2 separate regions of the Homo sapiens genome follow, and region 1 is linked to region 2. Evidence: read pairs that join two places in POLR2A ChIA-PET (ENCODE). Cell type or tissue: IMR-90. All regions are shown on one strand. Each heading gives the region's core, and the rest is flanking DNA. Links, peaks and the distances in the headings are about the cores only.

Region 1 (11,850 bases), core at 2,356-10,355, 82 kb before region 2:
TAGTCTATGTAAAAAAGTTCAAATTATACTTCAGAAGCCACAGGAAAAGTGACCCTAGCAAATCTCTATGTTTATATATTTACATCAAGTGCTTATATCAAGTAACTAATGTGTTATCCTAAATAAAAAGCCTTAGAATACTTCAGAATAGACTAGGTTCTTAAGCCATCCATAAGGTTTTCTGGATTCAGTGAGTTGAACCTATTCTTCTGCTTTGCCTGTGAGGATAATGGTCATTTTCCGGCACACTGCATGTGTCCTGCATTATTTTATTCATCAGTTGTGTCACACTTTCTGTATTCCAGGCACTCTTCTAAGACCTTTACAAGTAATAACTCATTTAATCCTCCTACTAATCCTATCAGATATGTGTGATTATTACCATTTTACAGGTGAGGAAGCTGGAGCATGTAGAGATTACATAATTAGCCAAGGTTTCTCTGCTAGCAAGTGGCAGAGCTAGTACTCAAAGCCATGCAGTTCAGCTGCAGACTCTGGACACTTGATCACTGTTTTATACCGTGAAGCCTTGCTCAGAAAGACTTAGAAAACAAGAGAGATGAGTCAACCTGGTCTGATGTAAGATTGGGCTCATCGAATGCTGGTGCCTCCTATTCTCAACAGGCATCAGAGATGAGGGAGAGAGAAAGAGGTTGAGAGATCCTCAGATGATAGACACAAGAGAGGACAAGTACAGTAGTTTCTGTTGCTATGTAACCATGTAACGAATTATCCCAAAATTTAGTGGCTTAAAACAAATTTTTCTCTCTCATGGTTTCTGTAGTTCAGGAATTCAGATAGGGTACCACACCGCAGAGTCTCTAACCCACTACCTGTGGGGTCTCAGATAGAAAACTTGAAGGCTCAGAATTGGAATCATCTGAAGGCTCATTAACTCCCGTGTAGTCCTGGCTGGGTCTGCCGCCTAGAATATCCTTCACAATCCCTCACCCTCTATCTGAGTCCAGAGGTGCTTGGAGAAATGGTACCCACAAAATGAAATGCAGTTTCACGTGTGGGAGTTACTATTTTAGAAAACTTCTCTTGGGTTCAGTCAAGATTTCTGAAGAAAATAGAAGGTAAGCTAAAATGAGGTGAAAGGATTATTTATAAAAGTACAGGAGAGGGATCAAAGAAACAAAAAATAAGAGATTATTTAGAACCCTAGGACTAGCAACACCAGAGAGCCATTACATCTCCTAGAACTGAAGAAGCAAGGGAAAAGAGAAATTAACAGAACTCCAAGGGCAACCGTTTGTAGAGTGTCTGACAAGAGCTGTGACCTTTAGAAAGGACTGCAAATAACCAGGGATGACCCAGGGGAGTAGGAGGAGGGTGGATTAACACTGCTATCTTGCTGCCCTCTTGTCCTCTGATCTTCTGCTTTTCTATCCCAACTGGATGCCATAAGGCCAGAACAATCCATACAGGTCAGCCTCCTGGGATCAAAGGATAGGGTGGATGATGGGTGCGGGCAGGCAAACAGAAGATACCCAACACACCAACATATTCCTGGGAGTGGAGTTGGGGGTGAGCAAGGAATGTATTTTGGAAGGTCATCAATTGTTCCTTGTAGAGCTTCAGGTGAATGCTGCTGGAGTTTGTAATGCCATCATTGACAGACTCTATAATAAGTTGAGTCATATGAAATTATCAAAATACTGGGCAAATATTAGCAATTTCATCTAGTTCAACCTAGTATTCTGGGTACTTTCCAATAAAGTTACCAATGAATAAATGCTTATATTAAATGACCAAAAATGTTACTCCTTATTTTTATTGTTGGTTATGTTTGAAGTTAGGATTGCATAAAATACTTAAGAGGAATGGGTATTCTAATTGGTTAACATTAAATTTTTTTGTTGTTGTTCTGAGAAAAGCCAAGACAAAAATATAAAGTCACACATGTTAATTAGCTTGATTTAGCCATTCCACAAGGTATATATTATTTCAAAACATCATGTTGTATATGATAAATATATGGAATTTTTGTCAATAAAAAATAATAAATAAATATAAAGTCAGCGAAACCTTTGAGATAGGCATGTTGCTCGGTACAACTCGTGGTAGTATGTCTTTGGTGCCCAACTGAAATAGTTTAACCTACTTAGCAGTTTGTCCTTCAAAGGTAGACAGGCTTGAACCCAATCAGAGACCTGTAAGGGATGGTCTGATTCCTGGGTTTCAGAAGACCAAGCAATAAGTAGGAGAGGCCCAGGATAGACCATGGAAAGGGCACATTTTGAATTTTATATTCTAATCATGCCTTTGATCATAGTTTCCTCTAATTATATGTTATTTAGTAACCTACTGGATACAAAAACTGCAGTTTTGATACATTCGATACATTTTCTCCCTCTGCCATGTGGCTAAGAAAGTGCAAATCAGGATGCTGGTTAATGTGAAATTTAAAGGAAATGCCCATTGAGACATATCTTTGAATTCTGCTTCTTCCCACTATGCCTAGGGTGAAAACAGAAGGTCTCCCTGAAGTAATCTTTGCTGTGAAAAGAATTATTTGAGTGGTGTGGTTGACAGAATAGTGGGCCCCTAAAGATGTCTACATCCCAGTCCCCAGGACCTGTTACCTTACGTAGTAAAAGACACTTTGCAGATGTGATTAAGGTAAGCATTTTGAGATGAGGACATTATCCTGTATTAGCCAGATTATCCTAAAATATCACAAGCATTCTTATAAGATGGAGATAGGAGGGCTAAATTTAGGAGAAGGTGATGTAATTTAGAAATGGAGATTGGACGTAGTGGTGGTTGGATATAGAATGGAAGACCATGTAACAATTGAATATGGCCGTGATCCAAGGATTTCCAGAAACCTCTGAAAGTTGGAAGAGGCAAAGAATTGAGCCTTCTTTAAAGGAATCAGACCGGCAGACACATTAATTTTAGCCCTGTAAGACTCAATTCTGACCTCTGATCTCCAGAACTGTAAGAGAGTAAGTTTGTATTGTTTTAAGCCAATACATTGCTGCTAATTTGTCACAGTAGCCATGTGAAACCACTAAGAGTGGTTTCCCTAGTTATGTGAATATAGGATGAGGAGGCATTCCATATTGTTATTCTTTAGAAACCCTGATGTGTAGTTTGCATGAGGAGCCCAGGAGCTCAGTGAGATGGGGACCAAGACATGTGTCCAGAAATTTGGAGTTAGAGGGACCTGTCAGGGAAGACTAGGATGATTCTGACCAACACGTGGCAACAAAAAAGGACAATAGCATGCCTAGGTACAAAGTTTTCTTTTTGTTTGTTTGTTTGTTTTTTTAAGAAAGTGGATGGCCTTGGACAATCCAGGCTAAACTTAAGATTCCAGGTGTTGTTATGGGGAAGGACTGGTGTGACATAGCTTGTTATTTAAGCAAGAAGCCTCTCGGCCTCCAGCGGCCCAGATGTAGTATCAAGTTTTTGGGGAATAATGACTGAACAAGACATTGTGAACAAAGAGAACTCCAGGAATCCAAGTGAGAGGAATCCCTGAAGCCAGAGCAGAGGCTTGGACCAGCCCAGAAAGGGTCTGAGGAACTGACAAGACCAAGTTTCAACAGTGACACGTGGCAATGAAAAACTGGTGATAGTAGGCTGACTGGACCTCACTTCCCTTTCCCCCTGGTCTCTGGGCAAGGATTGACCAATTCAGGATTGAACGATCCCTGAAGGTTCTCTGTAAATGGGAAAAGAAGGTCAGGGTAAGGGAAAAGATGGGGTAGAGTTTAAGAGGGTATGCTGGGCTATCTATTAAAAAGATTTTTTTGATTGAATGATTAGGATAAAATAAGAAATATGTACAATTGTTTCATTCTCTGAGTTTTTGGAGCAGGTCATACTAGCTACAGACAACATTTGTTTAGTGTCAGAAAATTTACAAAGAGATTTCTAGCCTATGCTTTTGGTACTTTTGGAAATTTAAACTAGACTATACCAGTCTCCATATTCTTTACTCTTGCCGTTAATAAACACACACACTCACACACACACACACACACACACACACACACACAGTAATTACAGTAATTCTGTAATACAGTACTATGAAATTAAAGGACTTGCATTTATATGCCTCCTACCCTTAGAATGTTAACTTCTTTAATTGGGAGTCTGCATCAATAGGCATTTCCCAAAAGTTGCTTATCTTTTATTGAGGGAACACTTTTTATTTTTTATTTATTTATTTTTTTTGTGACAGAGTCTTGCTCTGTCACCCAGGGTGGAGTGCAGTGGTGCAATCTTGGCTCACTGCAACCTCTGCCTCCCAGGTTCAAATGATTCTCCTTCCTCAGCCTCCTGCATAGCTGGGATTACAGGTATGCGCCACCACACCTGGCTAATTTTTGTATTTTTAGTAGAGACAAGGTTTCACCATGTTGGTTAGGCTGGTCTCTAACTCCTGACCTTGTGATCAGCCCACCTCAGCCTCCCAAAGTGCTGGGATTACAGGCGTGAGCCACCGCACCTGGCCTGTTGAGGGAATACTTTATGTCAGACATGGCCCTAAGATTTTACACACCTCATCTCATTTAAACTTTCCCACATTCAGTAAGGTAGATTTTCTTTCCATTTTATAAATGAGGAAGTAGGTTTACAGAGCTTAAGAATTTCTTCTAGATGTTTATGAGGATGATCTCTAATCATATAATGGGTTGTATAAACATCAATTAAGGTCACACAAATCAAGTGACAAGTGAAGTATGAATACTACTAGTAGGATGCTTAAATGTAGCTAGTCTAGGGACAAAATCAAAATATAATATAAATAGAAGATGTAATGTAACAACAATTTGAATATCTCTTATTTTGCGACAATAAATCACTCATTCCTATTAGCAAGTAGCTCAGCATATCCATCTTAAACTCCACCTCCTCTACCAATTTAACATGAATCATACATGTGTCAAACATGTATAATAGATGTATTTAAAAACGCCCAGTATTATGCATTAAATATAGGAAGTGCTTGTTAAAGTTTGGTTGAATAAAGGTTAGCAAATATATACTTTGAAATGCACAGTAACAAATAGGGGAAACAAATGGAATGTTTGATACCATTTCCAAAGTTACAGACTGATTTAAAAAATAGTTGCTACAGAATGACTGACCTGGTATGTATCCCCTTTCAAAAAAAGTTTAAAAGCACCCCATGAACTTGAAAGATGGAATTGCAAAAAGTCTCCCAACTCTGAGTCATTCTACAGCTACAGAATAAAAATCCTTTATGTATGGAAGAGTATTGCTTTTGATTTTTGGAGGGCTACATTTTACATGTGACCACCAATCACCATTTGACATAGACATTTCTGCTCTCTACTGGCATTCATTATTTTCCTTCATCTAACAATATCCAGGCCTTATGCAGGTATCTTCTACTGTCTCACACCTCACATGGGCCTAAGGAGGACCTGACTTCACTGCTGGATCCAGGGATGACTTTGCTGTATCTAAGGCTAAGTTCATTCCTAGAGCCAGTGATTGGTACAGAAGATGATGTGTGACCCAATTAATAATATTAGGGTGGATTTTCAAAGGATTCTTTGAGAAGCATTCATCATTGTAATGAGAGAGATTCTCAGTGTGACCCTCTTCTTCGAACATTGTCAGGATCCTTCTATAGCTGTTTTGCTACTACCCTGAACATGAAGCTTCTATTAAGAACAGAGAAATGAGCTAGAACCACAGAATAAAATCACCTGCCCTCCTTCTCTTCTTCCAGAAGTAAAATATTTCCAGTCTCTCTTCTAGACGAGAAGCCAATTAATACCTGATTGTTTAGGCTAGTTTGAGTTGGGCTTTCTGTTATTTGTAGGTGAAACTATTCTAACCGATACACCATCCACATTTTATTCTAATCAACAGTTCTGCTGTAAATATAACTCTGGTGTTGAGTCAATACAACACATTAAAAAAAGACAGGCCTGACTCATGGTATCAAAATGGTAGGACTGTCTTGCAAACCCAGAAGTTTATACATAGGGGCCTGCCAAGTCAAATACAGCCCTTCTGAAGACCACATTAGTTTAAAAACTTAGCAATTCAAATATGCCTGTGCATCTGAAGTCATCAAGTTCTAGTTCCCTAACATTGTATATTGTATGTTTTGTGAAATTATATGTATCCTGTGATAGCAGGAAACTCAAGTAATAATTTATTTGGCAAAGAAAAGTGAAGAGTGAAGATGGGTACATAATTTATGTATGAATTCCTGTATAACCTTTGCATATTTTAACACCATATGGAATTACTACAATTTTTTTAAAAAGGCTTAAAAGATTTTAAAAAGCCAACAAATTAAGCCAAGACCACAAATTACTTTTAATGCACTTTTAAAGACCACTGGAATCACAGCCATTAAAATTTATTTCAATTAGGAATGATACTTTTTAAGCTCAAAAACAACATTTGACCCTTAAGTAGATGATGAAAATATACATAATTTAAAAAAGATATTCTGAATTTAAATGATCACAGAGCTATCAATATGGGGTTTCAAATTGAGACTATCTTAAGCAATTAACCTAAAATGCCATGTGCATTTTGTTCAAAGACCTAGCAGGGAAGAGCAATTAGCAATTTGTGAATTATCATTTTATTTATATTTATATTCCAAAAGTAAGCTCATGCCTTGAATATACTATAGAGTATAAAATAGGAACCTAATTTACTTAAAAACTTTAAAAGTTTTTATCTGTTAAATGATTACTTATGGCCTATAATCAAGTTACTATATATATTTTTTAAAGCAATTTTTGGGCCAGGTGCAGTGGCTCAAACCTGTAATCCCAGCTACTCAGGAGGCTGAGGTAGGAGGATTGCTTGGCATTCAAGACCAGCTTGGACAACATAGTGAGATCCCCATCTCTTAAAAAATATATTAAAAGCTTGGTAGGCTAAGGCAGGAGAATCACTTGAGCCCAGGAGTTTAAGCCTGAAGTGAGCTATGATTGGTCACAGCACTCCAGCTTGGGCAACAGAGTGAGACCGCCATCTCAAAAATGAAACAAAAAGCAATTAGTTTTTATGTCTTCTTAAGTTTGCTTATTTTCCATCCCAACTAGTATTCATGGCGTATTTATTTGGAGTAAAGTGGTAAAAACTAATCCCGCTCTTATGAAAGCTAGAATATTGGCTTTTGGAATTCCAGAGAGATTTCGTCTTAATATTTTGCATTTACTAAAATAAACAATAAATTTATCTTTTAAATAATTCAATAAAAAGTAGGACATCCAATCTGTTGGTCAGAATTTTTTCACTGTGTTGTCCCTGATGAATCTTATAGCAACTGTTTTCCAACTCATCCTTGAACTCATAGTTCATTATGTTAAACATTTATTACATCATGTGAAATAGCTACAATGTTGAAACCAAATTAGCAGATATTTATTGACTATCACTATATACAAAGTGCTTTATTTAAATACAATTATTTTCCCTGTTGGACTTAAAAGCCCAGATTATTTAAGCCACATTATCCCCTTATAAAAGGTAGAAACAGCATCCAAACCTTTTAATTTAAAGGAAACCTAATTATTAACTGTAAAGAAAATGTAGTTGCAAAACAAGTCAGTAAAAACCTGAATAGGTATGATAATCGTATCCACTATTAAGTTTAAATTTAAGAGATAAAATATCTCCTAAATGCCTTTTGAAATCCAAATCACCTTGCTTGTTCAAGCCTTTCCCAGTATCTAGTAAAAATGTGACTCTATTCAGATAGATTTATCCCGTATATTATTATTATGATTTTACAAAAGCTAAAGGATTTAGAATTTATAAAACTGTTTTTGCTGCTTTAGGACCCAAACGGGCAATGTTCTAGAAGGGCAGGTAAGTCATTTATTGAGAATAATTCAACTATTCATAGGATCCATAATGTTTTTTTAAGATTTATTCATCTATTTGTGTATTCATTGATGAAGAATTTTGAATACTTCCTATCTAAAATCGTCATTATTTAAAAGCGATTTGTGAAAATATACTATTACTGGGAAGATAGCTATTAGACTATTTATTTTCCATTCATTTTGCAAGGAAGTGTATCCCTCTGAGCTTGTTTGATTTGGATATGTATCCCTAAAATAAATATTGCTATGATGGCTTCCTGTTTAACGTCAGGCTAGTCAACTGACCATAGAAATCCTGCAGTTGTATTAGAAGTTCCTTCACATGGATTCCCATGTAAATGCTTTCATTATTTGGTATGTTAAAACCAACTGCTTCCACCTATATTCAAACTTTTATAGCGTTTTGTTCTTACACTTACAAAGAGACTAGAACTACTTTACAAAGATAATACTATTATTTTTAAATAATGATACTATGTCCCATTTAGATCAACATTTAACATATGCCACATTAATTTTGAGATGGATATTAAATTAGCTATTCTGGTTTCCTGGTTCTTGGCAAGTTATTTATGACTCTCTTTTTTCCTTATCTGCAAAATTACATTCCCCCAAATCTATTACCCTTCCTACAGCTGGACCCACATGCTCTGCCTTTCCTGCCATTCTAGGGGATAAGCATGGCTCTTGCCTCTCTGCTTGTGTACCAGGTCCTGTTCCTCCTTAATTTCTGTGAGCCTTTGCTGATCCCCTGCCTCTTCTGTATAATCACACTTTATTTCATCCCCAAAGCATCAATACATGCTGTGATACCTTCCAATCTTTTATATATATATGTATGTGTGTGTGTATATTACACGTAATATATATTATATATATTTATTTATATTTATAAAGAGCCCTCCCTCCACTCCACATCCCACCTCAGCTTTGCCCATTTTTCTGCTCCCCCTTTATGGTAGAATTCCCTGTTTTCTCTTTTCTTCTCCTCCTCATTCTCTGCCTGGGTCTTTTACCTGAACCTCCTTGATTTTTTTAAGCAATATTTCTACAAAATGTTTCAAAACAAATATCTTTCTATACCTGTCAGTTTGTAGAATTTTAATAAAATCTTACATAATCTTATCTGGATATGTAAATCCCATTTAAGCAAAATTGGAGTCCAGCTATCTATTTACCCATCTATGTAACTTTTTACATATTCTTTTTAAGGTATTTGCCAAATTTATTTTACTCTCTCACAGAACTCTCTCTCTGGAACTCACTGCAGTTAGGCTTTCTTCCCTTCCACTCCACAGAAAAGCACTCTTTAAGGTCACAAATGACCTCTGTCTTGCCACATCCAGCATAAAATTCTCAGTCCTCATCTAACTTGACCTATCAGCAGCATTTGGCACAGCTGACCATCCCTTCACCATTTTCTTCATTTGGTTTTCAAATCACTACACTGATCTGCTTTGAGCCCTATTTCACTGGCTGCCTTGTCTGTCTTTGTTGCTTGAGCTGCCTCTGCCTCCTGACCAGGACTCAGTCTTCAGCTCCCTTCTCTCTATTCATACTTATTTTCTGGCAATCTCATCTCTGAGCTGAAAACTCCCAACATAATATGTCCAGACAATGTTGAGAAAAATGGATTTTTATTTCTCATTGTGATATACAAACAATTAGAAAAGATTTGATAGCACCTCTTTTGATTCCATATTCCTCCCCTCACCCTGTCTGCTATCCTTGGAAGCAAATATGATTTTTATATGCTCATTTATTTGACAAATACTTATTGAGAAATATGTGCCATCTCTGTACTGTCTTACCTCTAATCTGGGCTTCTGATGGTTTCTGTCCTTTTTTCTGTTTTTCCTGGGCAACCTCATTCATTCCCACTACTTGAGGTATATTCTAAACCCTCTCAAATTCATATCTCCAGCCCAGACTTTCTTCACTGAACTGCAAACTCAAAGCTCTGCCTTCTAGGTTTCTTATACCTGGAACAGACACCTCAAATTCCATATTAAAGTTTAAATGCAATTTGATTACAAATTCAAAAAACACAAACAAACCTTGTTCTTCCTGCCTAAGTCAGAGATGAGTCATTCTCAATTCCTCCTCTTTCCCCAGTTCACATGCCTTTCTAAGTACCTCTGTAGCTGGTCACCTTATCTTTATTCCACTTCATCATTTCCTTGCCTTAACCATTTATTCTCTAAGGATCTCCTGGACTCCATTCTTGGATTCCTCCAATTCTTGCCCTACATTTCTGCCAGCATAATCTATCTAAATTGAAATCTGAATATTTCACATCCTTGAACAATATCTTTGATGACTCTATCTCCCATGAGGGAGGTTATGGTTGCTTTCATTGTAAGAATAATACCTCTTAACCCTCATCAGCTTGTCTGCAAAAGCTCTTATGTTCTGGCCCAACAGAAAGACTTGCAGATCTATGAAGCTGAAATGCTCTTCCAGATCTCTGTCTTGCATGTGTTACCACAACTTGAAATGCTTGGCCTTCACCTTGTGTGTCTGGTGAATATGCATTCTTTCATCAAGACTCAGATGAAATTATACTATCTTTGATGCTTCTTAAGCCCTGATGCCACTCAGATGTACATCCTCTCTCCTCTGTTATCATACCTTGTATAGATCTCTTTATTTATTTCCATGTATCTCATGTCATGTCATTATTTGTCTGTATGTCTGCCTACTCCACTGGACAGGAAAATTTATACAGGAAGAAACCATGTATTATGAAGCTTATAATTTTAGCATTTTTATTTTTATTTCATCTTTTCTACAGAACAGGGAACAGCTGATGTGCACTATCCTTTTGATGGATATTTTATAAGCTGAAGAAGTTTAGATTATAAGACAAAATTTCTTTTTCTAAAAGATAATAGTTATTTTTCTAAAATTAGTTACTTCCCACATATACAAGTTTTTCTGTTAAATTGAAATATAATTCATATACCACAAAATTCACCTTTTTAAAGTGTATGATTAAGGCTGGGTGTGGTGGTCCACACTTACAATCCCAGCTCTTTGGGAGGCTGAGGTGGGTGGATCACTTGAGGTAAGGAGTTCGAGACAAGCCTGGCCAACATGAAGAAACCCTGTCTCTACAAAAAATACAAAAATTAGCCAGGCATAGTGGGGCATGCCTGTAGTCCCAGTTACTCTGGAGGCTGAGGCACAAGAATCACTCGAACCCGGTGGAGGTTGCAGTGAGCCGAGATCACGCCACTGCACTCCAACCTGGGTACTCTGTCTCAAAAATAAACAAACAAACAACAAACAAATAAAGTATATAATTTAATGGTTTTTAGTATATTCTAAAACAAAATCATGCAACCATCACCGCTATCCAATTTCAGAACATTTTCATTACTTTCAAAATAAATCCTGACCCATTTAGTTGTCACTTCCCACTGCCTCCCATGCAGCCCAACTAATCGACTTTCTGTCTTAATAGTTTGCTTATTTTGGACATTTAATATAAATGAAATTATACAATATGTAGCCTTTTGTGTCTGGTTTCTTTCATTCAATATAATGTTTTCAAGGTTCATCTATGTAGTAACATGTATTATTTCTTTTTAGGACTGAGTAGTATTTCATCATAAGAGCATACCACATTTTGTTTATTCATTCTTCAATTGATTTTTCCACTTTTTGGCTATTATGAATAATGCTGCTATGAACATTCATGTGCAGGTTTTTGTGTAAACATATATTTTAAATTTTCTTGTATATTTAGGAGTAGAATTGCTGGGTCATATGACAAATCTATGTTTAACTTTTTGAGGAACCACCAAATCATTTTCCATAATGATCACACTATTTTACATTCCCACAAGCAATGTATGAGGGTTCCAATTTCTCTACATCCTTGCCAACACTTGTTATGGTCCATCTTCTAAATTATAGCTGTCTTAGTATGAACTGATATCTTATTGTGGTTATACAGGATTTGATAGCATCCTCCCATAAAAGGGTTATAAAAAGTTCC
Region 2 (11,850 bases), core at 2,052-10,051:
GACCAGTTGAGCCAGTTTCTTGGCATGGGTTACTAGTCTGGGTGGTACTAGCTGGTCCATCAGAATGCAGGGGCTGAAAAATACCTCAAAACACCAATCTTAGGTTTTACAATAGTGATATTATCTTACAGGGGCAATTGGGGTGGATACAAGTCTTGTGACCTCTGGCTACATGACTCCTTGTGGTTAGTTTTACAAAGGTGGCAGTGGAGGGTGTTTAGTTTCAGGAAGGGGCTGTGATCATCTTTGTTTTAAAGTTGAACTATAAATTAAATTCCTCCCATAGTTAGCTTGGTCTATTTCCAGGAATGAACAAGGGCAGCTTGGAGGTTAGAGGCAAAATGAAGTCAGTTAGGTCAGATTTCTTTCAGTGTCATAATTTTTGTAAAGGTGATTTCACTCTGTTGCATTGCCATTCCTCTCCTTTGACTCAAGTGCCAAAAGTAGAACTTGTCCCAACCCAAGTGATTACAATAACAATTTCAATCCACCACCCTAATCTTAGAAAGAGTCTGGTAAGTCCATGCTGGGGGTATTTAAATAATTATGTGTAGAAGACATTAAAATATGGTTTAAAGTGCTAAAGACTAAACTAACATACTTTAAAACAAACTATACAAAATTAGTAAAGAATATTTTGTCAAAACGCTTTGATACAATCTCATTTATCTTTACTAAGGTGTCAACACCTTTGGGTTAAATTCACCCCAGGGTTACTGTCATTATAGCCAAAGGTCTACATCTCGGCTTATTCCATAAAGCCTGGTTATTTTTTTTAAACTCTTGATTATTTCTTAATAATAGTTTTAAGTTTCTTACCAAGTTAATGCAACAACGTTTTGCACCCATTTGAAAGCAAGGCATCAACCAAAGTTTCCCAGTTGCTTTTGTATGGGACAGAGGAAGTCAGCTCTATGTCTCCTTGTGACTTTTGGCCCTCATCTAAATTAACTGGGACGTTTAACTGAAAATCTGCCCAAACAGTTATGAATATCCAGCAGGATATTTTTGGAATTTCATGAGAAAATATCAATTACCAGAGGAAAATTTATTAACACAAGCTGTACTTCCCTTAAGTGAATTTCTTTTATCTTGAAGAATTACTTCATGCAGGTATCTGGTGTCACCACAGACCATGCATTGTAACTTGCTTATCTTTAGGGATGTTTGGCCTGTCTGTGTGTACTTGGCAGCTTTCCCTACGCATTGGCCAGGGCCATGTCATACAACTGCCATTAGTCAGGCAAAAGCAAACATAAACAATGTTTGTGAATCATTTTTCCACTTTTAGCCAGTTATTTAAAAGCACAACATCATAAACTTGGGAAAAATGAGAGATAAGCTGACATATTTAATGCATTCTATAGCACACTAAAAGATTCCACTAGATCGTAAAAAGAATCCTAAAAATTCTGTTTAATTAGTTATACATTGCGTGATGGACATGGAGGTTACCTGAAAATGGTATAGGGGCCAAGGGAAAACTTTCCCTTCACCTTGTAAAAGTTTGTTGAAAAATAACTAACAAAAAGCAGATTAATAAGAGAAAGGTCATAGAAATTTATTAGTGTGCACAGGGGAGAGTCACAGAGTAATTACTCCAACCCTTCAAGGGGGCATGGAAGCTCATATACCATCTTGAGGTTACTGAAAGAATGAGGGCTCAGAGCATGACCCCAAAAAAGGTTATGGTGCTAAATCAGGTTTTAGGAGGGCAGGAGAAGAAGACCTGGCTAGGAAAAGTGGTTTTGTTATGTAGAAGAACCTCACACGTAGCAGCCTTCAGGGAGTATAGATGGCAAATATTTCCTTTAGGCCTGTAAAAGTATCAGACTGTCAGTGAATCTTTCCTGGATCTGCACAAAGGAGGACCTTGGAGAAAGCCTGGTTGCATCAGTGCAGATTTTCTCTCCAAATGCAAATCTCCCTGACAGAAGACATCTTCATCGATTCGTGTATTTCTAGCTCTTCTTAACAGCCATCTTTAAATATTTCAAATAAATATATTTTGGGGTGAAATATTTTGATTTCCTTCAATGGCAAATATTTTTTCCTAATGTTTTCCCAGGTACCTGAACACAAAATAAAACAAATCCTAAATCATGTGGGAATAATGTTATGTCTTCTTGTGATTGACTTTCAGCTTGATATTTTGCATCATTGCTAGATAAAAGAATGCTTGGAATGTTAATATGGAATGTTGAGCACTAAATTAGAATTCAGTGTTGTAAGATTTGAAACAAACATAGCAATTAAGAGGTTTTAAATTCTTGTATTTCATCACTTCTGAGAGACCATTTCTTTATAGAGTGTTCTACAAAACAGCAGCCCAAATGACAGGGAGATGGAGAAGGAAAATGGAAAAATAGGAAAAATTATCCTTCTTCTTTTGGTTCAAAGGCATGTTTGAAAAAAATGTTAGGGGTAAATAGTGATAAAAAAATGCTGACAGTGTGAACTTACCAGTGTTGACTAAACAGTACAAACACATCAGTATCGTGATTTTAACTTACGGCTAAAATATGAAAAACAATAGGAGGAAAAAAACCCGACCTATTCTCAGTACCCATGTGACAGTAGGTAGGTAGGCAGACATGAACAGGGCACAAGAGGCTCCCCACAACCAGAAATGTCAAGTGACCATCAGGTGATGGTCAAGCAGTGGTTAAACTGTCTCTTTAAAATAATTGGTTGCAGCCAGCACCAGAAAAAGGCAGTCTCCCTATAGATAGAAAACAGCTGAAACAGATGACCAGCAGCTTCCTGGTAAGATCTCAGGAGCTGGGCGAGTCGGCTCAACCCTGCGTATTAAAAGGCAAAATGGTGGAGTTTAATTGGTATATGACCTCCCTCTAGGAACACCCAACTGGTAAGGGAAAAACACCTCAAATAAGCACGTGCACAACTTCAGTAAACACACTGTGCATGCGGCCCCTCCCAAGTGCTGGCAGGCCAGTACATGTGCAGAATGCTAATGTCTAAAACCCTAAGTCAAAGGTCAAATCAGACATTCAAATCTCTCAAGTGGCCCACTTGGCCCTCTTCCATGTGTACTTTATTTCCTTTTATTCCTGCTCTAAACTTTTTAGGAAACTTTCACTCATGTTCTGAAACATGCCTTGGTCTCTCCCTCTGCCTTTTGCCCTTAGGTCAAATCCTTTCTTCTGAAGAGGCAAGAATTGAGGTTGCTGCAGACCTGTAGGTCTTCACCACTGCTAACACCCAGACTGTCACTGTCAATGTGAAGAAAGTCTCTGCATCACATACTATATTAATGGACATAGTGTGACTCAGGTCTATGGGAGCGTCTAACACTAACATACCTGCATCAGAAGGTAAGACCAACTGTGAGGGGCCTCTTCATCTGCTTCCATAATATTCTGGGAACTTAAAAGGAAACCAACCTGGAATCAAGTGGTGAAGTGGGATCTGTGATGGTTTTTTTCATAGTGAAGAACCCAAACACACCCAGAGAATGATCATATAGTTACATGGTCCATATAGATATGTAGTCTACCCAGAGTTTCCTAGCAGTTTAAAAATGGATCTGGGGATAACAGTGTGATCTGAGAGACCAAAATAAATGCCCCTTTATTAACTAAGATGGACTCAAAGGTTAAGGAAACAAAATTACCTTTGGGTTGAGGGTTCAGGAATTGGCTGGCATGGCTACTTCCTAAATTCCTACAGCTATAAGAAAAACCACACTCTTGCTACACTCTCTAATAACAGGATCTATCAAGCAAATTGTCAGAACCCTCCTAACTTTGATTTACAACCCAGACCACTGCAACTCTGGTTGAACAGAGGACTAGCCTTATAGACACTCCTTCCTGATAAGCTAGGCCAGTTTCAGCCAGTTCATAGAGACTGCATACAAGCTGTCTTTGTATCCATGTTCTGACACAAAGAGCCAAATTCCCCCTCATTTTAATGCTAAAACCCCACCCCAAAGTGAACATGAGGTTGTTGTTATATATGTCTACCCATTGCACATGCTCTTGGCTTCCCTCTTAAATATGTATAGCCTTTCTCCCAAACCTGCTGGATATATATAATACAGGCCCTGTGAGACATTAAACTCAACCTTTCCTTCCCCTCTTTGAAGAGAGAGCACCTTCAATTCACTTTGGAGACTGTCTCTTCCCAGTTTGCAAGCTGATATCACCAGTAAAACTTTTCTTTCTAGTATTTAGCCATCCTTGTGGTCCTTTGCATAAGAGAGAGCGAGAAGGATGTAGAGAGCTCTAAGTTTTTAGACCCCGAGAAAGGGATGGAAAGGGTTAGTTCTGCTTGGTCTACTTAGAGATTCATTTGATTAAGCTTTCATCTGGGCTAGGCTGCTTCATATCTGGATACTCTGAGGTTATACAAAATACAGGGCTTCAAACTATTCAGAATCAAAGGTATATGGATAGGGAACCCTTGCATTTCAGTCCGCCTCTGGGTAAATCCAGTTCATTGCAGGAGAATTCAGCAGTGGTACTTGACACTTGGTCACTCCCTCACAGAGGATAAAAAGTGGTGGATACAGCCTGATCACACCAACTAGCTTATAGGCTGTCTTAATACATTCTTTAGTGATTACACATGCTCAAATTCATGAACATCATTGGTTTACAGAAAGCAGCAATGTTTCTAGTATCTTGTATGTTCTAAGAAAAAGCCATTTGCCATTGGAAGGGCCAAAGTAAAACTTCTTCTTCACTCTCTGAAGGTTCACTGAAAAATCAGCTCACAAAAGGCAGATTAATTGGAGAAAAGGCATACAAATCTATTAACATGTATGAGAGACAATCATAGCGTGATTACCCAACATCCCAATGAGGTACAGATACTACTTTGTAGAGGAAAGGGTGATGGAGAAGTGCAGATGATTTTAGCGGGGTAGTAAATGATTTTTAGGGGAATTCAATGGACTTGAAGAGCATACAATGAACTGGGACAAAGTCTACTGGGCCCACAGAGCGGGCAGTGGTTTGTGACAAAATCGTCCAGGTTTGTTGACAGACTTCAGTCTTATTTTCTGTGATGAGCTCAGTTAATAAAATCTCCAGGAAGGGACCAGAGGTAATTATTTTTTATTTGTCAGGTCCAGACTTTAGGCAAATAAGAAACTTCAGAGAACAGATTTATCCTGTGCTTTGGGAGACCCAGAAGATTGAGAGATAGGAGGAGTGGGGAAGAGTAGGTCAGAGAGACCTTGAGCCTCTTCTTCAGTTCAGCATGTCAGAGTGCCATATTTCGGGGTGTTGGTTTCTTTTTTCTTTCTTTTTTTTTTGAGACAGAGTCTCAGTCGGGAGTGCAGTGGCGCGATCTCGGCTCACTGCAACCTCTGCCTCCTGGGTTCAAGCGGTTCTCCTGTCTCAGCCTCCCGAGTAGCTGGGATTACAAACACACACGGCCACGCCCGGCTAATTTTTGTATTTTTAGTAGAGACGGGGTTTCCCCATGTTGGCCAGGATGATCTCGGACTCCTGATCTCAGGTGATCCATCCGCCTTGACCTCCCAAAGTGCTGGGATGACAGGCGTGAGGCACGGCGCCTGGTCCTGGGATATTGGTTTCTAAACCCCAACACCATTTATAACTTTTCAGAGTTAAAGTCAATAGAGTAGAATTTTAGCAAATTGAAGAAAGATAATAGGGTCATAATGTCTACAATCTTACAATGATGCTTGATTCATATTTTTATTAAAGAGCCAATTTAGAGAAAAATTGTAAATAATGGTGATGATGTGAATCAGAGAAGAGGCAAGAGTTCAGCAATATGGAGGCCTTTCACTGCCTATCCTAGAAAACGCTGTTCTTATGTGTTACGTGGAGTATAGATACCAGTGCTTGGGGGGCTGGAGTCTCATTCTGATGCCATAAATTTGATTCTGAGCTTAGATTATTTGTTTAAAGCAGTTATCTGAAGTGAGACAACACTTACAAATAGATAATAGGACTGCTGTTTAAAGTTTCTGAAAAACCACAGAGCAAGACAATGTATTGAAAAGAATAAACAGTGGGGATTTGGAATGATCTTTCTGAATCAATAACAAGTGACAGAAAAGAAAAGAATTACTGATTTTCTAGCTATTTGGAATGACACAACACTTTCTGGGATTCACATTTCATATCAGAGTTGTTTAACCAGCAAAATGCTGAAGTGATTAAATATGAAACCACACAGCTGAGGCTGGAGAAAACTGTTTGTTCAGAAATGCTTCTGGAATGAGACTGCAGCTTTAGTTATTTTTGTTTGGTTGGTCAGTGATGAAATGTGCTATACTCAGCCTGCTAAAGTTATCCACAGAGGAAGGTTTACTTTGGTGGTTTTAAGGTATCTCCTTTCAGAATTTTGATGTGGCAGCACATCCCTTAACAGCTCATTTCCTGAGGGATACTAAACAAGAGGCAAACCTAGGAAAAAAGACAAGTTTAAGATCTCTCACCTCACTGTGAACTCTTTCCATGTTTAAACATAGAAGACACTCTCATAATCTGGCTTCAACTGAACACTGCCACAAAGGCCCTAACTATTTATTACGCAGTGACCCAGGGCCTATTTTTCAACGGAAAAATAAGAGAAGATATCTTTACTAGCTTTGTGCCTTGCCCAAACATGAAACTGAAGCCAAAATGAGTGAAAAGACTTTGTTTTACCTATAACAATTTAGTTAAGAGAAAATTTTTATAGGTTTATGTGCAGAGTCAACATCTTTTGGTTATCCACTGGAAATTTATAACTATACTAATTTATATCACTTTATTAAATATCCATAAAAATCAGGCTGTTAGTTATTGAAAAATAAGGAGCTCACAGTTTGAAAGATGATAGGCATGTGGTATTTTTAATTATATCTAAACTTATAAGTCAGGGGAAATGGTAGATACAGTTTCTAGTGTAAAGCTTAGGTTGGGATTGAAAAGGTAGCATGATTGGTCAGGGCACACCTTGGGGTTTAACATTTTGTGGTGTCTGTTGGGTGCCTTGGACACTGGAGATCTTGGAACTGTATCCTGGAATTGCATATGGAATACAGTCATCACATATGCTTATAGAGTTAGCACTTCATGGCATGCCATGGATATGCTATTGTCATCTGATGTTTTCGTCTTACTTCAATGGTATAATGCAAAATGGTTAATAATGTAAGTTTTTTTCAAATATAAAATTACTTATAAGACACACATATTCTTAAGAAGCCATATTACTAAACCAAGCAAGCTAAATCCTCAAAACAGGAGACGAACAGCAGAAAGGGATTGCAGCTACATGGAGAGACTCACCAATGTGTCTGAATAAAGTGAATATATATTTTTGAAAGACATCATTTCCAACGGTAAAATGAATGGAATTATTTCCTGCTAAGACTAATCTGCTATAATTTGATTGGTCCATATTCTTTAAATGTAATAGCACCAGTTCCTGAAATTCTTAAGTTATTAAAGATACAATATTTTAAAGGTTCTTTTGATCACAGTTAAATTACAGATGATTTTTATTTTTCTTGGCATTTTATAAAAAAGTTAAAAAATAGCTCTTACCAGTGGTGTGCTGGTAAACGTTCACTACCCAGCTTTCAGGGCAGGGTTGGGGATGTCCTGATTCAAAGTATTTGATGATCAACCAGTATGCAATGCTCCCATAATGGCCAAGTTCAAACTACCAATGGGATATCAACCAGCTAGAAAACCTCCAGAAAGTTTAGCAATTGGCTCTCACAAAGCAGGATGCACAGCTCCAGCACACTGACTAAGACTATTTTTGTCTTAGCCGAATATAAGAGCAATCATCATAACTTAGGAGTTTATCAAATTAGTAACCAAATGTGAATATGGAACCTCAAACACTCTGCCATATGATCCTCCAAACACCTATAAAGAGAAAGGGGAAACATAATAGGAATAAAAGTAGAAAAGTTCTACTATATTTGCTATATCCAGAATCTTACACCAAATATACTTTAAAAGCCTATTAAATTCTGTGAACAGCTTCCTAAGACTTTGGATAAATATTAAATGTGCTTATAAAATATAAATGTTTTTAGTATTACTTATAGCATGGTGTTGTTAGAAGTACAATGTCAATAAATGACCATGAATAAACTTATTTACTGCCAGTTGCTAAACCTCTTCCTTGTGCTGCTTTTTAATTTATATTCCTCTGTTGTTTCCTCTTTGGCATCATTTTTCCTCAAATTAGTTTCCTCTATGACAATGCCAATTTGTTTCACCAAGACAAATACCCTTGTGAAAGCTCTTTGTCAGCTAGACTGTTTATAATACAGAACTAAGGTGATCTTATTTTTCTTCTTCAATACCGCTCCGTAAATGAAAACAACCTTATAGAGATGTTGCCAACCCTCTGCCAGAGCTTTAAGAATTTTTTGAAAAATAACCTCTGAATAATCTCAACATACCTGAAAATGTTAATAATTTAGGGAAAAGACACTTAGTTGTTTGTTTGATTTACCAGAATCTAAAGTTACAAGTAATAGCTTCTTAACTTTGTTCATTGCTTTCAGCAGCTCAAGCTTGGGATTCAGAAGCTCTATGCTGATTAAGCCTCTGAGAATTTTTTCTTTTCTATTGGCAGTTGATAAACAGCGCTTTCACGATAAATGTACTGTAATATAGTTCTCAATTGTGAGATTTTTTTTTTTTTTTTTTGGTCAGGGGCGGGTATAGTTAAGATACAGACTTACCAAAGAACACATAATTTGATAACTTTTACCAAGTCTTTTTTTTTTTTAAAGCACTTAATATGTTTGAACTTGCTAAGTTGTCTCTCATCTTCTATTTTTGTTTTTTGTTTGCTTTAACACAGTAGATGTGTAAAGGTGATACTTAAGAATAATGAAGAGGTAAGGTAGTTCTAAATAGAATTATTAAACAAGAAAAATTTTAGAAAAATGCTACTTCTCTTTCTTGGGCCTTAAAAAGGACTCAGGCAAGATAAATAAGTTGCGTGCATCTTTTTTTTTTTTAATATATTTTTTTAAAGCACTGGGAGCTCTCCCTTCCCCAAAGACTTAAAACTACTGGCAGAAGGACTGTCTTGAAACACATCACGAGTGATAATTTTTCTTCCTATCTACAAGGCAATCATTACCCTTTTTCTTCCTAATCCTTCTGCATTGGCTGCCCATTGATGAATATGATGAGTAGGTGTTAAAATAGGAGGGGAGGGAGAGCATTAGGACAAACACCTAATGCATTCAGGGCTTAAAACCTAGATGACAGGTTGATAGGTACAGCAAACCACCACGGCACATGTATACCTATGTAACGAGCCTGCATGTTCTGCACATGTATCCCAGAACTTAAAGTCAAATAAAGAAAATAGCACATTTATTAAAAAGAAAAATCAATACATATCTTAGAGAAGTCAGCCGGAGTCACAAAATGCACTGTTGGGAAATTTCCATTTACTTACGTTTTAGTTTCTATGTACATCGGGACTCTCATTCTTCAAGGAACTGTTTTTCAAATTACCTTGTTAAAATAGTTTCCTATCTGTGGTTACTTAGGTTAAAAAAAAAAGAAAAGAAAAACAAAGCTTTTATTTTTTGGCAGATGTTGGAAGGAGATCATGGTACCACATGAACTTGTTTAAAAACGAAGAAGGTGGTGTGAGCTGGTACAGTCAGCCTATACCGCAAAACCTCTACCCCCAAATCTCTGAACCTGTTTCTAACAGGATACAAACTTCCTGAGGACTTTCTTGTCATTGAAGTCCCCTGCAGTGTAAAGCATGATGCTTTGTATTTGGTTAAGTGGCCCATGAGCTTTCCTTATTTCCTTGAATTGAGCATCTTGGATACTTAGAACTGTACCCTCTCTACAAAAACAAATGAAAAAACAAACAACCTAACCATGGAGATTTCTAATCTGGTGGTTGGCAGATTATGCTGTGTATGTGATTTTGTTCCCTTTTAACTTTACTATCAGATTTCCTTCTGAAGCATCACTCATTATTCTGTAATATCTTTTAAATCTCTGCGTCTCTGTGGAGTGTCATCAATTAGCAAAACATTATGTTCGCTGATAACAGCCTGATCCTTCTTATATCTGCATTATGCAACAGACTCATGAAGACAGAAAGGCTTCATTCCTCTGCCCAGTAAGGTACATAAAACCAAGACTAGTTGTGTCTTCCAATCCCCAACCTTCTGCTCACCATGGATGAGAGGAAAAAGATTAAATAAGGACATCCCCATTTCTAAGAGTTTATTAGTTCCTAGTCTAACTTCTTGCAGACTTAAAGAAAAACACTGCAGTTCAGATTTTGAAAATATTCTGTTAAAGGAGAAGAATCTCTATTTTCCAGGTTTATCAATAAATGGAGATTAAATAATAGGAAAGGTAGCTCCTAGAATAGTAGGGTCTTAGAACACTTGGGGGCAAAAACAAAAGGCAAATAAATAGTCTTTTTTGTTCTCCTCTGCATTTGCTTAAATATTTTACAGTTCTGCACCCAGATTTGTCTCAGTTGCAGTAAGGACTACATAATTCCTTCAGGTTTTTCAGAAGCCAGATCTCTAGGCTGATCAGCAGATAAAATGTATTGAAAAACCATAGAGTAACATGCAAACAAGAGAAAACCAAAATTGCCCAACAAAAAACCTTTTAATCAAGTGAAATTTTCCTGATTTCTGCTTTTCTGAGTAAAGATGTCATTATTTAAACAGCGTGCTCTTTTGTATAATTATGTGTTCGATTGCATCGCTCCATGGACCTTAATCTTCAAACATGGTGTTTCCTTTAATTTAAAAGGGTTTTAATGTTCCCATTCCCTTATTTTCTAACAGACTTGCTGCTGGGAGAGATTAACCGTTGCCCTAGGAACACTAAAAACATCAATTTCCCTGGAGCAATATCTCACTAACTTCAGCACTTAAGTCCCAATGTTTAGTTAGAGTTTGTTCAGTGAGTACTTTAAGGTTGATTAAATGACCGTTAAATGTCTGAGAGCAACCAAAGTAAAAAGCTCAGAAGCAGCAGATCACCCATGTAGGAATGCAGCTCTCTCCACTCAGAGACTAATTTTGTCAAGACCACCTAGAAGACACACAACTACCATTTACTAATGGTAATTGCAGACTTATAATTACTTACAGTACAGGTAATCCCATGCTTGATTCATGTCTAGCCTATATAAATTTCTCTAAAATTTCCTAAATGTGGCATTCAGTCAAAACCTAGATAAACATTCAAGTGTGTATGTGTGTGCATCCTCAATGTGCAGAATCTGTCTTTTATTTGCTTACCCTCTCACTTGTTGAGGTGTCTTTTTCTCCTTTTTATTGTTTATCATCTCTCCAGGGAGGGGCTTGGCAATTTAGATTATGTCTCTTGAGGAATGCAGAGAGCAGATAATGAATTTTTTTTGAGACAGAGTCTCACTTTATGGCTCACTGCAGCCTCCAAACCCTGGGCTAGGCGATCCTCCCATCTCGGCCTTCTTAGCAGGAAGGACTACAAGTGTGTGCCACCACACCTGGCTAAACTTTTATTTATTTTTTTGTAGAGATGGGGTCTTGCTTTGTTGCCCAAGCTGGTCTCAAACTCCTGACCTTGAGTGATCCTCCAACCTCACCCCCTCCAAGTGCTAGGATTATACGTGTGAGCTACCACACTCGGCAGAAGATGGATTTGAGAGGTATCTTCAAGCTGTTTGATCTCCCTGGAACAGGAATAGGGTTGGGTTTTGTATTACAGTTTGAATTAGGGATTAGATAACCTTCTGACAGAAAGTAGAACATGATTAGAAAAATGCAGTTTCGGCCCGGTGCGGTGGCTCACGCCTGTAATCCCACCACTTTGGGAGGCCGAGGCAGGCAGATCACGAGGTTAGGAG

What was found. ChIA-PET counts read pairs that join two places held together with the same protein. Peaks named below come from ENCODE experiments on the same cell type or tissue, not always from the same donor. Only the 100,000 strongest peaks of a DNase experiment are listed, where the experiment ranks them.
Region 1: POLR2A ChIA-PET joins it to region 2 with 20 read pairs; 4 of 35 experiments call an interaction of 5 or more read pairs at or near these places.

The regions. Positions count from the first base shown.
Region 1 is chr4:119,647,214-119,659,063 of GRCh38, forward strand. No RefSeq gene overlaps it. Among named protein-coding and RNA genes, the nearest start is that of PDE5A, 24 kb to the left of the region's middle. In IMR-90, for the core only: no CTCF peak of the experiment used is centred there; DNase peaks (open chromatin) are centred at 5,978, 8,088, 9,958 and 10,348; H3K27ac peaks cover 4,419 bases.
Region 2 is chr4:119,729,100-119,740,949 of GRCh38, forward strand. No RefSeq gene overlaps it. Among named protein-coding and RNA genes, the nearest start is that of LINC01365, 69 kb to the right of the region's middle. In IMR-90, for the core only: no CTCF peak of the experiment used is centred there; DNase peaks (open chromatin) are centred at 4,582 and 6,252; H3K27ac peaks cover 3,395 bases.